Linked DNA regions of Homo sapiens: region 1 is linked to region 2. Evidence: read pairs that join two places in POLR2A ChIA-PET (ENCODE). Cell type or tissue: Panc1. All regions are shown on one strand. Each heading gives the region's core, and the rest is flanking DNA. Links, peaks and the distances in the headings are about the cores only. Region 1 holds the start of LOC124904842 (small nucleolar RNA U13). Region 2 overlaps ASH1L (ASH1 like histone lysine methyltransferase).

Region 1 (4,846 bases), core at 1-2,500, 110 kb before region 2:
CATAAGACAGTACAGTAGTACAGTGAACACTGGTATTTGTGCATATTACTTTTGTACTGATTTCCCCCCACATCAGAAAGGGTAATGTATTGACCTTGACACAAAGTTTGAGGGAGGCGTACCTCATACATGAGTGCAAAAACACAATCATCACGCTTATGAAACACAAAAGAATCTATATTGTTTTTTGATAGTCAAAGTATTTTTCCAAATGTGGAAGAAAAAGGGATGTTAGCTAATAGGTACTACTACTTACTCTGTAGTTTTGTAAACGTCAGAATACAGCCCTGCTTTCTGATACTTCTTCTTTGGGGGACGTGGGGGCTTCTTTTCCCTTGGGATGAGAGAAAGCACAGGCTGCAAGGTACTTTCAGGTTCAGAAGGTTTAGCTGGGGTTTCAGAAGGACTGGGAATCTCAACTGGTGCTTCATTAAAGCTAGAAAGAGAAGTTTAAAGATAATTTTATTATGAAAAAAAAGTTTTCCTACAAATAATTGTCTACTTAAAAAAAAAAAACCATAGCAATTAAAAAAAGAGATATGGGGACTTCCTTATCTGGCCATGTTTAAATAACTGGTACCAGACTTCTCCTGACAAGAAGTAATAGAAATATGGTAGTCTACTAGATACTTAGAGAAAATTTTATTTTATTTTATTTTTTGAGTCGGAATCTTTCTCTGTCACCCAGGCTGGAGTGCAGGGGCACAATCTTGGCTCAAGGCAACCTCCGCTTTCTGGGTTCAAGCAATTCTCCTGCCTCAGCCTCCCGAGTAGCTGATATTACAGGGGCACGCCACCAGTTTTGTATTTTTAGTAGAGACGGGTTTTGCCATGTTGGCTAGGCTGGTCTTCAACTCTTGACCTCAAGTAATCCACCTGCCTTGGCCTCCCAAGTGCTGGGATTATAGGCATGAGCCACCGTGCCCGGCATGAGAAAATTTTAAAAGACAATTATTATCAGATACTGGACAACAGTTAATGCAGCACTGTTATCCCTGAGAAATCTGAAAAAAATGCGGTGAGTCACACAACCACCTTGCCTTTCTTTTATCTTTTTTTGTTTATTGAGATGGAGTCTCGCTCTGTTGCCCAGGCTGGAGTGCAGTGGCATGATCTCATCTCACTGCAACTTCTGCTTCCTGGGTTGAAGCGATTCTCCTGCCTCAGCCTCCTGAATAGCTGGGATTACAGGCGCCTGTAACCACATCTGGATAATTTTTGTATTTTTAGTAGAGACGGTTTTTAGTTTCACCATGTTGGCCAGGCTGGTCTCAAACTCCTAACATCAGGTAATCCGCCCACCCAAAGTGCTGGGATTACAGGCATGAGCCACTGTGCCCAGCCCCACCTTGCCTTTCCTTTCCTTCCTTTTCTTCCTTTCCTTCCTTCCCTCCCACCCACCTTCCCTCCTTCCTTCCTTTCTTTTTCTTTTCTTTCCTTTTCTTTTTTTTTTTTCTTTTTTGAGACGGAGACTTGCTCTGTCTCCCAGGCTGGAGTGCAGTGGTGTGATCTCGGCTCACTGCAACCTCCGCCTCCTGGGTTCAAGAGATTCTCCTACCTCAGCCTCCTGAGTAGCTGGGATTCCAGGCATGTGCCACCACACCCAGCTTATTTTTTTTGTATTTTTAGTACAGACAGGGTTTCACCATGCTGTCCAGGATGGTCTTGAACTCCTGATCTCAGGTGATCTGCCCACCTCAGCTTCCCAAAGGGTTGGGATTACAGGCGTGAGCCATCACGCCCAGCCTCCACCTTGCCTTTCTAAGAATGACTGTGGTGCAGAAGTAGAAACCAAGCAGAGAATGGCCAAACTGATGAGCTGAAAAGGGATATATCAGAGTACAGAGGGACTGAGATAGCTGGAATTTGTGGAAATGAGTATCAGAATGGAAAAACCTATGGAGAATTATAACTCTAGAAATCTAACTATGGGTGTCTCTTTTAGTATACTGCTAAACACTACGTTGTGCATGTGAAGGGTGAAATTCCATATGGCTGAACAAGGAACTACCAGAAAACTGTAACCTGAGCAATTCACACAACTCACACATGATGGCAGATACTCATTCCATTAGGCAAAGTAGAAAGACATTGTTCAACAATAGGGGACATTAAACAGCAAGCCCAGAGGGTAATGTTATCCACTGTTAGAGGGCTTAATTATCCTGAAAGGAAGACTAGCCTTCACTGGTGGGGCGCAGTGGCTCACGCCTGTAATCCCAGCACTTTGGGAGGCTGAGACAGGCGGATCACCTGAGGTCGGGAGTTCAAGACCAGCCTGACCAACATGGAGAAACCCCGTCTCTACTAAAAATACAAAATTAGGCGGGTGTGGTGGTGCAAGCCCGTAGTCCCAGCTACTCGGGAGGCTGATGCAGGGGAATCGCTTGAACCTGGGAGGCGGAGGTTGTGGTGAGCCCAGATAGCGCCATTGCACTCCAGCCTGGGTGACAAGAGCAAAACTCCGTCTCAAAAAAAAAAAAAAGACTAGCCTTAGCTAAGTTTAAAAACAATATGAGAATCCAAACTGATCCATAAGTAACTTAACTGCCTACCAAAATAAAATTGAATATTTGTAAAGGAAACCAACAAAAACCAGACATACAATAATGCGACATCACAATGTCTTGCATCCAATAATAAATTCCTACATATGCCAAAATGCAGGAAAATGTGACCCAGGGGAAAAAATCATTCAGTAGAAACAGCAACAGAAATAGAAATCACAAAGATAGAAAAGAAAATAACTTTAAAATACTACTCTACAAGCATAAATCAGGAATTTAGAAGAAAATACAAAGATAATGAGGAGAGGAAGAGAAGACTTAACAACAACAACAAAAGGAATATTGAGAATTGATAAATACGAAATCTGAAATGAAAAACTGGAGAGTACTTAACAGCAAATAAGGCACTGGAGATCAGTGAACTTGAAGACAGCAATAGAAACAACACAAACTGATAGAGATTAAAGAAAAGAATAAATTATGTAAAGAATATAATACTAACAGAATCTTAGAATCCCGGGAAAGGAGAAAACTTACTACTAAAACAATTGGACACTTGTAAAGGAAAACAACAAAAACCAGATATACAATGATGTAACATTCACAAAATAAAAAATTCACAATGAAAAAAATTGAGAATTATGGCTAAAAAGTTTCCCAAAATGATAAAAAGCATAACCTCAGAGTTAGAAGAAAGTAAGCAAACCATAGGCAGGATAAATAAAACAAGGTCCAGTATATCGTAATAAACTTGTTAAAAACTACTGATGAAGAAAACAAAAGAAGCTAAAGAGGCTGGGCGCAGTGGCTCACGCCTGTAATCCCAGCACTTTGGGAGGCCGAGGTGGGTGGATCACGAGGTCAGGAGATTGTGACCATCCTGGCTAACACGGCGAAACCCCGACTCTACTAAAAATAAAAAAGAAATTAGCCAGGCGTGGTGGTGGGTGCCTGTAGTCCCAGCTACTCGGGAGGCTGAGGCAGGAGAATGGTGTGAACCCGAGAGCTTGCAGTGAGCTGAGATCGCACCACTGCACTCCAGCCTGGGAGGGCAAATAAATAAATAAATTAATTAATTAAACAAAAAAGCAGCAGCTAAAGAGAAAACACACGTTATAAAAAGGGGCCGAGCACAGTGGCTCATGCCTGTAATCCCAGCACTTTGTGTGGCTGACGCAGGAGGATTGCTTGAGCCCAGGAGTTCAAGACCAGCCTGGGCAACATAGCAAGACCCATTTCTTAAAAAAATAATAATAATAAAAAAGTTTAGATCTCATATCCAAAACAGTGCAAACCAGAAGACAATGTAATGACATCAAACAGTGTTAAAAGGAGAGGCAAAGGGGAAGCTTATCAAAATAGAAATCAAAATAAAACAAAAACATTAAAAAAAAAAAAAGATGTGCTTGATTCAGCAGCACATATACTAAAATTGGAACAATACAGAGATGAGCATGGCCCTGGTGCAAGAATGATATGCAAACTTGTGAAGTGTTCCATATTTTTAAACAAAGCATTTTACTTAAAAAATAATACAGGTGATTCTTGTTCCACACAAAAATCGAACAGATGCACATCTACCTCTCATTTTACTAAGTACAACTAAAAACTCTGGAAATTGTCTATAAAATAAACATAAGCAAATGTACTGGCAATGACCAGGCAGGAAGTTTCCCAGATATTTGATTTGCCTCATATGTACAGGTTAAATTGCATAAAGTTTCCCTATTATTAAGGACAAGGCAAACATATGCTTTCATCATATATGTTCAGTATCATAACAGAGGTCCTAGCCAGTGCAAAAAGGCCAGAAAAAGAAAACAATATTGAAAAGGAAGAATTACAAACTATCTCTACTCACACATTGTGTGATTGTCTATATAAAAACACCCAAAGACTCTACAAAAGAGAAAGTACTACAATTAGTGAAATACACAACAATGTTGCAGAATCCAAGGTCAAATTCAACTGTATTTGTATGTTCTATCAATGAGAAAACTGAAATCAAAATTAAACAATGCTACTTAAACAGTAGAATAGTAGCCAGGCAGGGTGACTCACTCCTATAATCCCAACACTGTGGGAGGATGAGGCGGGCGGACCACCTAAGGTCAGGAGTTTGAGACCAGCCTGGTGAACATGGTGAAACCCCGTCTCTACTTAAAATACAAAATACAAAAATTAGCTGGGTGTGGTGGCACACACCTGTAGTCCCAGCTTCTCAGGAAGCTGAGGCAGGAGAATCGCTTGAACCCAGGAGGTGGAGGTTGAATTGAGCCAAAATGGTTCCATCTTGGCTGGGCAACAGAATGAGACTCCATCTCAAAAAAAAACACTCC
Region 2 (3,951 bases), core at 986-3,485:
GCCTGGGCAACAAAGCAAGACTCCGTCTCAAAAAAAAAAAAAAAAAAAGTACAAAGTTAGCTGTGCACAGTAGCTCGCACCTACAATCCCAGCACTTTGGGAGACTAAAGTGGGAGGATCGCTTTAGCCCAGGAGTTCAAAGCCAGTATGGACAACACAGTGAGACCTCATCTCTACAAAAATAAAAAATAAAAAATTAGCCAGGTGTGTGGTGTCATGTGCCTATAATCCCAGCCACTCAAGAGGCCGAGGTGGGAAGATGGTTTGAGCCCAGGAAGTTGAGGTTACACTGAGCCGTGATTGTACCACTACACTCTAGCTTGGGCAACAGAACAAGACCCTGTCTCAAAAAAACAAATACATAATTAGGGAAGGGAGAAAAAATAAATAATAAAATGCTGTGTATAAAAAGTAATTAAAATAACCCAAATGTTTTTTTAAAAATAAATAATAATTTTAAAAGTTCAAATCCTGCCTGGGCACGGTGGCTCACGCCTGTATTACTGGCACTTTGGAAGGCTAAGGCAGGAAGATCACTTGAGCTTAAGAGTTTGAGACCAGTCTAGCAAACACAGCAAGACCCTCTCTCTACAAAAAATAAAAAATTAGCCCAGCATGGTGGTGCACACCTATAGTCCCAGCTACTCGGGAGGATGAGGCAAGAAGATGGCTGGAGCCTAGGAAATCGAGGCTGCAGTGAGCCATGTTCATGCCACTGGACTCCAGCCCGGGCAACAGAGCGAGACCCTATCTCAAAAAGTAAATTAAAAAAATAAACTCTAAAACAAAAAATAAAAAGTACAAAGTCCTATCTTCTCCATGATGGGCTCACAATCCTGAAGTCCAAAAAACTCTGAAATCCAAGTTTTTTCAAAACCTAGTGATAAAACTTGACACGGACCCATTTTAGTCTTAATTACCCTAATTTCCATGAATAATGATAAATTACAATGCAGAAGTATTAATGGGCTTGATTAAGTTAGTAAAGGATGCTACTACTCCCAAACACCACTGTGCCAGTTCACCCAATCTACATTTCTAAAAGCCAAAAAAAAAAAAAGAAGAAGAAGAAAAATAAGAAAAAAGAAAAACGTGTAACACTTGCAGGGAATTTTTTTAAAAAGAAAAAAACTTACGGCACCAACATTTGGGTAATGGATTCTAGACCTATGTTCTCAGACCTATATTTAAGCTTGCACTGACCTGATCCATCCCTGAATATTTATGATCCATATAAGATCACAATTAGGGCAATTAACTTTTTTCTTGTTCTGTATTTGTCAGCTATACCCCTCAACAGATTAAGTCCTCCCACCTCCCATCCCACCCCCTCAGATACCAAAATCTGACGATGCTCAAGTCACTTATATAAAATGGTATGGTATTTGCATACAGCCTATACACATGCTCCTGTATACTTGAAATCATCTCTGGATTACTTATAATACCTAACATAATGTAAATGATATATAAATAGTTATTAAACTGTACTTTAAAATTTTGTATAATTTTTTATTATTGTATTGTTATTTTTAATTTTTTCTAATATTTTTCATCCGCAGTTGGTTGAATCCACAGGTGCGGAATCACAGATAGGGAAGGCCAACTGTATAATTAAAATATAAGCTTCATGAGGATAGGAACCTCTTCTGGCTTGCTCACCACTGTAACCCCAGCAGCTGAAACAATGAATAGCACAAATTTTAGTACCCAATAAATAGCTGAATAAATGAATGAGTGAATTTTAAGGTTCCTGTAACTTCTAATACAATGATTGGCATGTAGCAAATGTCTTTTTTCCTGTTTTACATAACTTTATCTTGTGTTACAATGAGAAAACTATACACAAGTTTTTTCTTAATATGTTTATATTTCACATAGGTGGTTTTCTGTAAATTTACTAAAATATCCTAATTTCAGCACTAACATACTTCCAAATCATATTTTATACATCTTCTGTCTCTGTACCATCACAGCTAGTCTAAGAAAAACAATAACACTCAATGATCTCATTTTATATTCCTGACCACTAACTCCGAGTAAGCCCTTGGTGCTGCCAATACACTTCCCTAATCTATTCCCTCTACCACTCTCCTAAAAAACTATTTCATCCCATCTCCCCTTTCTTCATTGTCCCTAATTTTGCTTCCTATCTGATCACAGCAGTAGTCAGATAGGAAGCAGTAACAAACAGAAAAGTGCCACAAGTGCCCACCATATATCTACCTACCTTCCTACCTGTGTCTGTTCCTATAGTCTGACTGCCTTCCTATCACAATATATAAACGATCTCTCCTTTCAACCTCTTCATTTAGGCAACTATCTCCTTTCTCTCTCACATCATCCATTTCTCATATTTCCTCTGAATAATGCCAATAAGCCTGAAAACAAAAACATACTATAATATCTCTCATGGAAGAAAATTCCTCTTAGCCGAGCAAGATGGCTCACGCCTGTAATCCCAGCAGTTGGGAGGCCAAGGCGGGCAGACCTCACTTGAGGTCAGATACTCAAGACCAGCTTGGCCAACGTGGTGAAACCCCATCTCTACCAAAAATATAAGAAATTAGCCAGGTGTGGTGGCGCATGCCTGTAATCCCAGCTACTCAGGAGGCTGAGGCAGGAGAATTGCTTGAACCCGGGAGGCAGAGGTTGCAGTGAGCCAAGATGGTGCCACTGCACTCCAGCCTAGGTGACAGAGCGAGACTCCGTCTCAAAAAAAAAGAAAAAAAAAAATTCCTCTTGACTCCACATCCTCCACCATCTTCCCATTTCTCTGTTCCTCTTCACAACAAAATTGTTAGAATTCTCTATATTGTCTATTCTCCCTGACCTCCAATCCTTGCTTTTTCTCTTGAACATACTGATTATACTTTCACTGCCACCCCTCCATAGAAACTGCTAGTCAAGGTCACCAACAACCTCCACATTGCTAAGAAGAATGATCAATTCTCAGTCCTCTCATCTTACCTGACCTATCAACAGAATTTGGCACAGCTAAACAGCTCCCTCGCTACCTCACTTGACTTACGGGATACCTTTTTTTTTTTTTTTTTTTTTTTGAGTCAAGGTCTCTCTCTGTCACCCTGGCCAGAGTGCAGTGGCACAATCATAGCTCACTGCAGCCTCAAAATCCTGGGCTCAAGTGATTCTCCTGCCTCAGACCCCAAGTAGCTATTCCAAGTAGCTAGAAATACAGGCATGTGCCACCATGTCCAATTTTTTTTCACTGTTTTAGAGACAGGGTCTCACTAGGTTGCCCAGGCTAGTCTTCAAGTCCTGGCCTCAAGCAATCCTCCGACCTCAGACTCCCGAGTAGCTGGGATGACAGGCATGAGTCACCGTGCCCAGCTCTGGGACTCCTCTCTTGATTGTTCTTCCTCACTGGCTACTACCCTCTGTCTCCTTTGCAGGTTCTTTCCTTCCTCCATGACCTTTAAATACTGGAGTGACGCAGGGTACCCGGACCTCTTCCTTTTTCTATCTACACTCAGTTCCCAAATGACCAGATCCAGTCTTACGGCTTTAAATTTCATCTAACATTGATGATTCACAAATTTCTATCTTCAGATAGAGACTAGCTGAGACCTCTTTCTGGAACTTCAGATTCACATATCTAAATGCTTACTTGACATACTGACTGGATTGTGTAATAGATAGGCACTTAACATGTTTAAAATCAATTCATCTTTGCCCACTGCCCCAAATCTATTCTTCCTACAGGTTTCATTTCAAAATATGGTAATTCCAAAGAGAAATATTTAGGCCAAAAATCTCTACCCATCCTTAATTGCTTTTTCTCTCAAACCCCTCATGTCCATTTGGTCAGCTAAGTTTGTCAGCTTTACCTTCAAAATGTATGCAGAATCTAACCAGTTGTCATTACTCTGACAGCTATTAGATCCAAGTGATGATAAATATGTGAATGGATTATTGCAATAGCTTTTTTTT

The links. ChIA-PET counts read pairs that join two places held together with the same protein. Peaks named below come from ENCODE experiments on the same cell type or tissue, not always from the same donor. Only the 100,000 strongest peaks of a DNase experiment are listed, where the experiment ranks them.
Region 1: POLR2A ChIA-PET joins it to region 2 with 7 read pairs; 6 of 35 experiments call an interaction of 5 or more read pairs at or near these places.

The regions. Positions count from the first base shown.
Region 1 is chr1:155,415,488-155,420,333 of GRCh38, forward strand. ASH1L (ASH1 like histone lysine methyltransferase) reads right to left here. Exons shown (of 28, transcript NM_018489.3): 6 at 257-436. LOC124904842 (small nucleolar RNA U13) reads right to left here and starts at 175; the gene lies at 71-175. It also overlaps the pseudogene RNU6-1297P. RefSeq lists an enhancer at 826-1,329. In Panc1, for the core only: no CTCF peak of the experiment used is centred there; no DNase peak of the experiment used is centred there; H3K27ac peaks cover 345 bases.
Region 2 is chr1:155,524,493-155,528,443 of GRCh38, forward strand. All of the region lies in intron 1 of ASH1L (ASH1 like histone lysine methyltransferase), which reads right to left. Among named protein-coding and RNA genes, the nearest start is that of ASH1L-AS1, 36 kb to the right of the region's middle. In Panc1, for the core only: no CTCF peak of the experiment used is centred there; no DNase peak of the experiment used is centred there.